Linked DNA regions of Homo sapiens: all the other regions are linked to region 1. A link is an interaction called in ENCODE POLR2A ChIA-PET data of the cell type or tissue named here. Cell type or tissue: PC-9. All regions are shown on one strand. Region 1 overlaps CPNE4 (copine 4). Region 2 overlaps NEK11 (NIMA related kinase 11). Region 3 overlaps TOPBP1 (DNA topoisomerase II binding protein 1).

Evidence for each region. Peaks named below come from ENCODE experiments on the same cell type or tissue, not always from the same donor. Only the 100,000 strongest peaks of a DNase experiment are listed, where the experiment ranks them.
Region 2: POLR2A ChIA-PET joins it to region 1 with 5 read pairs; 2 of 35 experiments call an interaction of 5 or more read pairs at or near these places.
Region 3: POLR2A ChIA-PET joins it to region 1 with 8 read pairs; 1 of 35 experiments calls an interaction of 5 or more read pairs at or near these places.

What each region holds. Positions count from the first base shown.
Region 1 is chr3:131,709,385-131,713,384 of GRCh38, reverse strand. The region is part of intron 3 of CPNE4 (copine 4); the gene reads left to right. Among named protein-coding and RNA genes, the nearest start is that of MRPL3, 210 kb to the right of the region's middle. In PC-9, no CTCF peak of the experiment used is centred here; no DNase peak of the experiment used is centred here; H3K27ac peaks cover 940 bases.
Region 2 is chr3:131,266,755-131,270,754 of GRCh38, reverse strand. The region is part of intron 16 of NEK11 (NIMA related kinase 11); the gene reads right to left. Among named protein-coding and RNA genes, the nearest start is that of NUDT16-DT, 110 kb to the left of the region's middle. In PC-9, no CTCF peak of the experiment used is centred here; no DNase peak of the experiment used is centred here.
Region 3 is chr3:133,644,542-133,648,541 of GRCh38, reverse strand. The region is part of intron 10 of TOPBP1 (DNA topoisomerase II binding protein 1); the gene reads left to right. Among named protein-coding and RNA genes, the nearest start is that of TOPBP1, 15 kb to the left of the region's middle. In PC-9, no CTCF peak of the experiment used is centred here; a DNase peak (open chromatin) is centred at 3,591; H3K27ac peaks cover 1,051 bases.

The DNA of each region.
Region 1 (4,000 bases):
AAAGTCATAGATGTCGTTCAGTCATAGATGGTATCATTCTACCTACCTGGTAGCCCCCAGGAAAACAACTGTATTTAATTTCAAAGATAGTTATAAAAAGATGTATTTAGTGACAATTAACACAGGCCCTTTTCCATATACACTCACATTCATTAGTATGATACTTCTACAAGCTCAATATTGGTGCAGAGGAGGGCAAGAGCTTTGGAGCTGGATGACAATTTGCAAGGACTAGTGTATCAATGCTAAAAAAAAAACAGCTACAGGAGCCTGTCCTGATCCTAATCCTTTAAGCCAGGCTGGTGCAGGGCACCCAGCCCCCAGACCACCCTATCAGTGTGCCCTGGGCCTACCTACTCATCCAGGGAGCCACTTATGCCACCTGGGTTGGCAGGTGGCATAAGGCAGTTTCTCAGGACCTCTCCCACAGCTCCCACTTTTGTTGTTTCCAACCAGCTTTCATTTCAATCCCATTTCCACCAGCTCAGAAGTACTGGCTGTAAATCTAATTTAGATCGCTATCTCCATGGCATTTACACATACTCTTCCAATCATTCAGCCCTTGTGTTTCCCCTACAAATGCTGCCATGCTGCACCTTCTCGATTGTCAGCATCCTGGCTGCTTTAAATAAAAATGTATGTCCTTGTCCTAGCCCTAAAGCATGAAACACTCCAACACTATAAACTGAATTCATAGTATGGCAAACGGCCAGTTTGTTGAAGTCTAATAACCAAAAAGCCAATTCACGAAATAATATATTAACCCCCAAACCAACTCTCTTCCAATTACTTTTATTTACTAAAAACTAGATTTCTTGAACTATTGATAAAGTTTACTACAATTATTTTAGAAGTTGTGAAGATTTCGGGAATATTTGTTGGTTTAGACTGCTTATGAAATTTAGTTATTGGTTATCATGAATGTTTCTGAATATCAAATGTAGCCATTAAAAAGCTAACCTGTCCCAACAGGGGATTAAAAATATGGTCCTAACTATTAAAGTACCCATTTCTTTACAGGCCAAGAGACTGGGAGGATATATTTTTAAATGTTAACGGTGATGACATCTAGGTTGTGGGATTATAGATGATGTAGGAAATTACATCTGTGCTTTTGTATTTCTAAAAGGAAACTATATCACATCTATGATTAGAAAAATATTATAATAAATGTTAGGCAAAACATCATAATAAGACCCGCATGCTGACTTCAAAGAACTCACACTCAGGTGGAGGAGTAAGACACGTAAACATTGTGTAGATTTTTAAACAAATGTGGAAGAACTTTAAAACTTGTAAAGAATTCTAATTTGGGAAATTTACAGGAAATCCTTTTGGGGGAGGCATTTGCTGAAGCTGTGCTTTCTGTGAGGTTTTTGAAAGATCAATTTGCAGATGTTAGTCCCCACCCCTTTGTCCACAGGGAGGAGAGTTGGCTGGGCTAATTTGATTCTGATCTTTTGAAATATTATTTTTGATTACAGAAGAGACCCAGGAGGGCTTGGGGCACGAAGAACAAATAAGTTAAGGAACATCTCTGGAACTGAAAATGAGGTTCTGAGATTCCTCCAAAGTCTAGACTCCTCATTTCAAGCTTTATTTGGGAAAGAGAATAGTTTTACTTTAAATTAACCTAATAAAGTTGAGGGGGAGGAAAACAATAACTGCTTGGTTTACAAAAGCATTCCCACGAGTCTTGGTTTCAGATTCACAGACAAAATGAGGCCGGGTATGAATTAATTAGCTTTGTTTTGCATGGAACATGAGCCGTCAAGGGCCCTTCCCATGTGAGCACAGGTCAGCAAAGGTGCATGCTCTTGGGCCTAATCTCCATCCAGGTAAGCCCAGGGTGGGCTGATTACTCGTGCTTCCCTCACTCTTCTTCAGCATCTGCTCATCAGGATGCTCAGGCCAGCACACGTTTTCAAGCCAGTTATCAGAAACAAAGGAAAACATATCCCCCAAACTTCTCTCTCCCCACTGAGATTCAAACCAGTAAAACTGGTATTACAGTGAATGTGCTGACAGGGCACCAGTCAGCAAGACCGAATCAGAAAAGCTTAAAATTGAGAAGACAAAAGCAGTGCTGAGTTTAGCCAACCAGAGCAGGCATCTCTGTGCTGCTCTCTGGTGCTCCTGGACAATGCTTAAATACTCTTTAAGGGGGAATTCACTTTTACATATCAGGTATTGTGAGAATGATAGGGTAACCTATGACTCAGTTTGCCCCTGCCTGTCCGGTTTACACTTACTATCATGGCTTAATTATTAACACTGTTCCCTCTCACTTTCAAAAGTGTCCCAATTTGGACAATATATTTTACGACCACTTGATGATAATCATTTTCATAGCTAGTATTTAGTAAGAGCTGATCACATGCCAGGCAATCATGAGCTTGGTGCTATCAACACTATCATCATCATTATTATCATCACTAGGCCAAGATTACATGCCTCCTGAAGTGGCAAAGGAAGGGCTTAACACCTAACATTTGGATTCAGTCAGAGTGCTAAGCTACTTTTCCCTTACCTTTAAGCTACATTACCTCTGAGCTTTTGTTTTATAAACTTAATGAGAAAAAGATTCTTGTCCCTTTATGAATGCCCCAGGTCTTCCCACTGACTTCCTCCTTGGTTGTCAATCGAAGGGAAGAAACTGATTTTCAGGGGGTCTTGTTATATCTCAGATATTATGTTATGTGAAGCCCCGCTTGATAAATTATGAATTAGGCTCTGGGAGCTCAACTGATTCACCAAAGAGTACACTGACAGTAAGTTGCAGAGCGAAATTTCAAACCTAAGTTGTTCTGATTTCAATACCTGCCTTCTCATTATACTACCTTGCCTACTAAGCCACTTTCAATTTCTACAAGCCTGTGTAAATTTGAAAAGGTAGAGTAGCAGTTCTTCCCATATGCTGTCACTGTAAAACTGCCCACAGAGAGGATAAAAGTATCCTTCCTCACAAGTTGATAAATTGACTCCTATATCTAAAAAGTGTCTTTTTCCCAGCTCAGGCAGACCTGTAACATCTATCTGCAAATGGACACTCCACCAAAATACTCTTGGACCAAAAGGTCTAAGAAATGTATAGCAGTTAGACCCCATCTTTCCCTTGACATGGATCTATTGTTTATATGGCAGTTAAGGGTAACAATAATCTGAAAATAACTGATATGTATTCAATGAATAATGCATCTATCTAATGCTCTCAATAATAATCAAAAGCTAATATACATGTACTCACTTATTCAAATAAATATATATGGATTCTTTATCCACTTATTGGAACTTACTATGTGCCAGACACTCTTGTAGGCACTGCAGATTCAGTTGTGAACAAAGGAGGCAAAGCCCTGCCTCATGGAGCTTACCTATTCCTACATGATACAATAACAGATAATAATGATCTCATTGAAAGAAAGCACACATGGGATAAGAAATAGAGGGTGGCGGGAAAGGACTGGGTGCTAATTTAGGTAGGAATGTCAGGAAGTCAGAAGAAAATGTAAAAGTGTGGGCATGAGCCATGTAAAGACATCCAGAAAAGTGTTCCAGGCAGAGGGAAGAGCAAGAGTTCTTATATTCTGCCAGACCCTATGCTGAAAGCTTCGTACCAATTATCTCATTTAATCCTCACAAACCCCCTGAGGGTAAGTGTCATTATTTCTTCATTTTGCTGCTAAGCATTTGAACCTTGAAGTAACTTGCTTAGGAGCACACGATTTTCTAATGAGGGAGGCATGAGTTAAACTGAGCCTTCTGGCTCTGAGATAACATCCCCACCTCAACTACTAAACAGTTCCATGCTTTGGTCAGTCTGCAACAACCTCTTTGCCAGCACTTTTAACACAAGATTTAGAGAATGGCTGATTGCTGAGAAACAACATCTGCAAAGCCTGCATCACCAATGGATCCACAGGGATAGGGCATTTAAATGATTGGGTCCCCACGTTCACCAGATACGGCACTCTAGCAACTGCTGGGATCTCTTGCTGCT
Region 2 (4,000 bases), 440 kb after region 1:
ACTCAGTCTGCTAGGAAAGATGCTAAGCCTTAAGCCCAAGGGTAGAAAACAGGGCAAGTATAATTTCGAGTAACAGGGTTGGCAAAGCTTGGTGCTCAGAGCAATTCCTTTTTCAGTGTTTCTTATTGGCCAACTTTCTTTCCCTCTGCCTCCCATCTTCCAACATGAATAGTAGTTGCTTTATGTCAAAGAAAAGGACAATTCATTTAACAATCATAATAAAAATAATTGGGGCAAGAACATAGATGTCATCCAATAGGTGACTGAATCCCAGAGTGTGTTTTAGACCACTGCTTCTCAAACTTTAATGTCATACAAATCATCCAGGGATCTTGTTAAAATGCAGATTCTTCTTTAGTAGGTTTGGGTAGGGCTTGGGATTCTACGTTTCCATATGTTCCCAGGTGATACCAATGCTGCTGGTCCTGCAACCACACTTTGAGTAGTAAGGCTCTAGACAGGCCAGCTACATAATTTGTGGGGCCCAGTGCTAAATGACAACGCAGAAATCCTTGTTCAAGAAACAAGAGAAAAGCTGTTTTTTGGGGGGTCTGTATTTGTCTGTGGACCTGTCATTGTGCTTTTTGTTGGGTATTTAATGTCATTCTCCCTCAGGAACTAGGGCAGATACTCTGCAGGGGAGTGTAGACACTTATAGGGACCTGGCAGTCTTACCTCACGGCAACCCTTCCTCACTATTACCTAGGATCCCATTGGGAATGGAAGATTGCAGTAGTTATGGGATGGGGATTAAGGGCTAGGTGGCAGAGGAACCTTCCCAGGTAGATGTCTTAAAGGCAAGACAGCACATGAGCAAGGCTTTAAGCCTTGAGCCTGTGTTCCACTGTGTTATCAGCTTTCACTCATAAAACACAAATTCAAAGATAAAATTTTATGAAACCCCATGTGTGGGCTCCTTCCTGAACCTAGGGCTCTGTGTAACTGCACTGGTCTCACGTCCATGAAGCCCTGGTTCTAGAGCTCTGCTTTCTTAAAGCTCTGCTTTCTGAAAAATAGCTGAATCCTTAATCCCCATGTTAATTTTCAAAAACTACTTTTGGATGGAATGGGCAAGATGGCCGAATAGGAACAGCTCCAGTCAGCAGCTGCCAGTGAGATCAACACAGAAGGCGGGTGATTTCTCCATTTCCAACTGAGGTACCAAGCTCATCTCATTGGGACTGGTTAGACAATGGGTGCAGCCCACAGAGGGTGAGCTGAAGCAGGGTGGGGCGTCGCCTAGCCAAGGGAAGCCATGAGGGACTGTGCCATGAGGAATGGTGCACTCTGGCCCAGATACTATGCTTTTCCCATGGTCTTTGCAACCCACAGACCAGGAGATTCCCTCGGGTGCCTATGCCACCAGGGCCCTGGGTTTCAAGCACAAAACTGGGTGGCCATTTGAGCAGACACTGAGCTAGCTGCAGGAGTTGTTTTTCATACTCCAGTGGCACCTGGAATGCCAGCGAGACAAAATCGTTCACTTCCCTGGAAAGGGGGCTGAAGCCAGGGAGCCAAGTGGTCTAGCTCAGCGGATCCCACCCCCACAGAGCCCAGAAAGCTAAGATCCACCAGCTTGAAATTTGCACTGCCAGCACAGCAGTCTGAAGTCAACCTGGGATGCTCAAGCTTGGTGGGGGGAGGGGCATCTGCCATTACTGAGGCTTGAGTAGGTGGTTTTCCCCTCATAGTGTAAACAAAGCTGCTGGGAAGTTTGAACTGGGCAGAGCCCACCGCAGCTTGGCAAAGCCTCTGTAGTCAGACTGTCTCTCTAGATTCCTCCTCTCTGGGCAGGGCATCACCGAAAAAAAGGCAGCAGCCCCAGTCAGGGGATTAAAGATAAAACCCCAATCTCCCTGGGACAGAGCCAATGGGGGAAGGGGAGGCTGTGGCACAGCTTCAGCAGACTTAAACGTCCCTGCCTGCTGGCTCTGAAGAGAGCAGTGGATCTCCTAACACAGTGTTCGAGCTCTGCTAAGGGACAGACTGCCTCCTTAAGTGGGTCCCTGACCCCCATGCCTCCTGACTGGGAGACACCTCCCAGCAGGGGTTGACAGACAAATACAGGAGAGTTTGGGCTGGCATCTGGTGGGTGCCCTTCTGGGATGAAGCTTCCAGAGGAAGGAACAGGCAGCAATTGCTGCTGTTCTGCAGCCTCCACTGGTGGTACTCAGGCAAACAGGGTCTGGAGTGGACCTCCAGCAAACTCCAGCAGACCTGCAGCAGAGGGGTCTGGCTGTTAGAAGGAAAACTAACAAACAGAAAGGAATAGCATCAACATCAACAAAAAGGACATCCACTCAGAAACCCCATCTGAAGGTCACCATCAAAGACCAAAGGTAGATAAATCCATGAAGATGAGGAAAAACCAGCACAAAAAGACTGAAAATTTCAAAAATCAGAATGCCTCTTCCCCTCCAAAGGATCACAACTCCTCACCAGCAAGGGAACAAAATTGGAGGGAGAATGAGCTTGACAAATTGACAGAAGTAGGCTTCAGAAGGTGGGTAATAACAAACTCCTCTGAGCTAAAAAAGCATGTTCTAACCCAATGCAAGGAAGCTAAGAATGTTGATAAAAGGTTAGACGAATTGCTAACTAGAATAACCAGTTTAGAGAAGAACATAAATGACCTGATGGAGTTGAAAAACACAGCACGAGAACTTTGTGAAACATACACAAGTATCAATAGCTGAACTGATCAAGTGGAAGAAAGGATATCAGAGACTATGAACTTAATGAAATAAAGCATGAAGACAAGATTAGAGAAAAAAGAATGAAAAGGAATGAATAAAGCCTCCAAGAAATATGGGACTATGTGAAGAAACCAAACCTATGTTTGATTGGTGTACCTGAAAGTGATGAGGAGTATGGAACCAAGTTGGAAAACACATTTCAGGATATTATCCAGGAGAACTTCCCCAACCTAGCAAGAGAGGCCAACTTTCAAATTCAGGAAATACAGAGAACACCACAAAGATACTCCTCGAGAAGAGCAACCCCGAGACACGCAATCGTCAGATTCACCAAGGTTGAAATGAAGGAAAAAAGGTTAAGGGCAGCCAGAGAGAAAGGTCAGGTTACCCACAAAGGGAAGCCCATCAGACTAACAGTGGATCTCTCAGCAGAAACCCTACAAGCCAGAAGAGAGAGAAAGGTCAGGTTACCCACAAAGGGAAGCCCATCAGACTAACAGTGGCTCTCTCAGCAGAAACCCTACAAGCCAGAAGAGAGTGGGGGCCAATATTCAACATTCTTAAATAAAAGAATTTTCAACCCAGAATGTCATATCCAGCTAAACTAAGCTTCATAAGCGAGGGAGAAATAAAATCCTTTACAGACAAACAAATGTTGAGCGATTTTATCGCCACCTGGCCTGCCTTACAAGAGCTCCTGAAGGAAGCACTAAACATGGAAAGGAACGACCAGTACCAGCCACTGCAAAAACATGCTAAATTGTAAAGACCATTTAAACTATGAAGAAACTGCATCAACTAATGAGCAAAATAAAGAGCTAGCATCATAATGACAGGATCAAATTCACACATAACAATATTAATCTTAAATGTCAATGGGCTAAATGCCCCAATTAAAAGACATGGACTAGCAAATTGGATAGAGAGTCAAGACTCATCAGTATGCTGTATTCAGGAGACCCATCTCACATGCAGAGACACACATAGGCTCAAAATAAAGGGATGGAATAATATTTACCAAGCAAATGGAAAGCAAAAAAAAGCAGGTGTTGCAATTTAGTCTCTGATAAAACAGACTTTAAACCAACAAAGATTAAAAGAGACAAAGAAGGACATGGCATAATGGTAAAGGGATCAATGCAACAAGAACAGCTAACTATCCTAAATGTATAAGCACCCAATACAGGAGCACCTAGATTCATAAAGCAAGCCCTCAGAGACCTACAAAGAGACTTAGACTCACACACAATAATAGTGAGAGACTTTATTAGACAGATCAATGAGACAGAAAATTAACAAGGATA
Region 3 (4,000 bases), 1.9 Mb before region 1:
ACGGGCGTGAGCCACTGAGCCCAGCCTAAAATACTTTAATGATCACAACTAGCCCTGCTCCCTCTCTCCACTCATCAACATACTCAGCTTATGTGATTTTGTCTAGTATTTTCATTATCTTTTAACATCTTACAATTAGGCGTTATTATGCTTTTATATGGTCAGTATTTGTTTCATTTACTAACACGTTTAACTGTTTCTTTGCTCTCCCCAGTTCTTTTTACATCTGAGACCTCTCTTTTGGAATCATTTTCTTTCTTCCTAAAACAATATCCTTTAGAAACTCCTTTAGTTTCTCTAAGACTCTTCGGCTGGGTATACAGTTCTAGACAGTTTCTTTAAGCACAGAGATATTGTTTCATTGTCATCTATTTCCCTGACTGCTGGATAGGAGGTCAGATATCAGTCTGTCATTCCTTTACAGATAATCTGTCTTTATCCTCTGGCTGTTTTTAAGATAGTCTTCCTTTTGGTTTTTGTGTCCTAGAGCTTTACCATTTATTTGTCCTGCTTGAGATTCACTGTGCCTTCTGAATCTGAGAATTAGTAGATTTTTTGCTTTTTGTTAGGTCAAGAAATGTTTATTATCTCTTTGAATATTGCCTCTCCCCCATTCTCTATATTCTCTTAACTCCCATTTGCTTTGCATATAGGTCACTTAACCTGTCCTTATCTTCCATCTTTTTGTCTTTCTGTGATTTATTATGTGTAATTCCTTCAGATTTTTTTCCAGATCACGAATCATCTCTTCCGCTATTGCCTAATCTGTTTTACCCATCCATTAAATTTTCTGTTTTAATAATTAATTTTTCAATTCCTAGAAGTTTTAGCTTTTTAAATAGTCTGTCATTTATTTTTTTACTTTTAAAAATAGAGATGGGGTGCTACTATGTTACCCAGGCTGGTCTTGAAGCACCTCAGCCTCCCAAAGTGCTGGGATTGCAGGTGTGAGCCACCACACCCAGCCAAGTCTGTCATTTTGTATTTGTATTTTTTGTTCTTTATTTCTTAAAACACATTAAACCTATCAAAACATCTGTGAATTGTTCTGTTGGCTGTTGTTTATGGTGCCTGGTTTTCTTGTGTTTTGTGATTTTTATTGTGAACTTGTACTTACTAGGACTCTAGGAATTCTAAGAAACTTGGGGTAGGGGTTTGTTACCCCAGAAAAGGTTCATGTTTGGGTCTGCTAGGTGCCTAGGAGTTTACAAACTCAATATGCCTTTAAGTTGGTGTATTGGCTGGAGGTTTCTTAGACCTCCAGCTATATGAATTTATACCCAAACCTACTTTGAGGACCAGCCTCTGATGAACAGATTCTTAGGAGAGATGTTGTTTCCCCTTGACACAAAGCCAGTGTTCTTGACCTCTTCCTTTACAGGGCAGATTTGTTGTTGGTTGGTTGGTTAGTTTTGGTCTGTTTACTAAAGATATGTCTCTTCATGGGTTCTGGGCTTGTTCTCTCAGGGTATACTCTCCTTCACCTCTAAGTTTTATGAAACCAAAGGATTGGCTCCTATCTCTTGTGTGATACCTTTACATTCCAAGGGTCTGGGTTACTGCACAGATATTTAATAGATTTTGACTAACCATTAGCTTTAGTAACTACTTAATGTTCTGGATTTAGTAACCACTTTAGTGGTCTGGATTTTAATATTTTATCCTGTATTTTGAAGTGTTTTTAGTGAGAGTGTTTCAAAGATCCTAGCCCACCATATTTCTAGAGAGGGAATTCCTAGCATTCCTTTTTTATTTACACTATTTCCGTACTACAAAATTGACTTTTCTCAAACCATTTACTTATGCTTTAGTATTGTATCACATCAGGAAATCATCTTGATTTTCCAGGATGCTGTGGTATAACTGAAAGTGATTTTTTTTTTTTTTTTTGGAGACAGGGTCTCACTCCATCACTGAGGATGGAGTGTAGTGTCACAAGCTTGGATCACTGCAACCTCCTCCTCCCGAGTTCACGCAATTCTCTTCCCTCAGCCTCCTTAGTAGTTGGGAGTACAGGTGTGCACCACCACGCCCAGCTAATTTTTGTATTTTTAGTAGAGATGGGGTTTCACCATGTTGGCCAGGTTGGTCTCAAACTCCTGGCCTCATGTGATCCTCCTGTCTTAGCCTCCCAGAATGTTGGGATTACAGGCTTGAGCCACTGCACCCAGCCAGCAATTTTACATACTATCCTTCAGCCAAGGGTACTTGGTGTAGGGCAGGTGATTAGTTTCTTAAACCTTCCTAAGACAGCTAGTGGTTTACTGACTTTATAAGGATTAAGTGATGGTAAATCTTAGTGGATCACCAAGCATCTTAGAAAGTCTATAATAAAGTATTTTATAATTAATTCTTAAAATGGCTTTTGATTTAAGGGAGTTTTTTGTTTTTTTTTTGAGATGCAGTCTTGCTCTGTCACCAGGCTGGAGTGCAGTGGCGTGGTCTTGGCTCACTGCAACCTCTGCCTTCTGGGTTCAAGTGATTCTCCTGCCTCAGCCTCCCAAGTAGCTGGGATTACAGGCACGTGCCACCATGCCCAGCTAATTTTTCTATTTTTAGTAGAGATGGGGTTTCTCCATGTTGGCCAGGCTGCTCTTGAACTCCTGACCTTGTGATCCACCCACCTCAGCCTCCCAAAGTGCTGGGATTACAGGCATGAGCCACCGCGCCCGGCCCTAGGGGAGCTTTTTGAATGATAGGTTTATTATGTAGTATCTCTTAGGCTTTTGGGTGCGGTCTGTTTGAAAAGAGATCCTACTGCTAAAATAAACGGAAAGAACTGCTGTAGAACATGTTAGTTTATTATGAGTCTCTTAATAACTTCAGAGTTTTACTGATGGTTTATAAGAACTTAGTATTTCTACTTTGTTTTTATAGTAGTAGTCTAAAATTCTACTGGATTTCTTCCTCCTTCCCATCTTACCAACAACATATAGACGTCGAAAAAAGTTATTTTTTTCTCCTAGATGTGACTGCAAAATAATTGTACTTGCAAAAAATAAGAAGGTTTTTACTTATAAAACAAACTTTACATTTTAACAAAACTGTTTAAAAAACTTTCCGGAATGTTTTATAGTATTGCCTCACCTTTAATTCCATCTAAGCATATTCATTCCCATGAGTATATCTGTAAATTATAAGTATACTATTACCCTTTATTCCTTATATTATGAAACCAAGGGTCAAAGAGACTATAAAACTAGAACCCAGCTCTCCTGACTTACTGACCAGTAAACTCCCTAGACAAAACTATGCTTCCTTAGTGCGAATAAGTACAATTTTAATACTTATGTTTAGTAGGAGTCATAAGTTCCTAATATATATTGCAGTGTACTTAATTTACAAGTTCCTAATGTATATTACAATTTACTTAAAAATGAAAATGCTAGTGTCTGTTGGAGATGAGGATAGAAGTACGAAGATGGCACTATAACATGGTGGTGTGAACTCTGGAGTTAGACAGACTTTGGTTTGTATCTCATTTCTGCCACTTAACTGTGTGACCTTAGGCAAGTTACATAACCTCTTCAAGCCTGAGACTCCTTTTGTACAAAAGGGATGTACTGATAGTATCAGCCTCACAGTTAGCATTATGTGAGCATTACATGCATTTGTAAAGCACTTAGTCACAGTGCTTATATAAATGAAAGAGTGATTCTTGGATAGCTTCCAGCCTTGTTGGAATCACATAGCAGGGCAAACTTTTTCTCTAAAGGAGTAGACAATAAATATTTTAGGATTTGCCAGCCACTTCCTTATAGTTATTTCCATGTTAACATGTTCCATGTTAAGGACTTGACAGTTATACCATTTAGACTTGTTAATTTTTTTCTTAATGATAGTTTCTTAATTTTATGGTGAATCATCTAAACCAGTTTTGGAACTAAGTCCTGTTGGAGCTATATAATTTTAAACTAATTCAAGTTTCCATTATACTAGGAATACCTAGAACTAACATGATTGCTCTTGTCCTTCCCAATGGATGATGGTAATACTGATA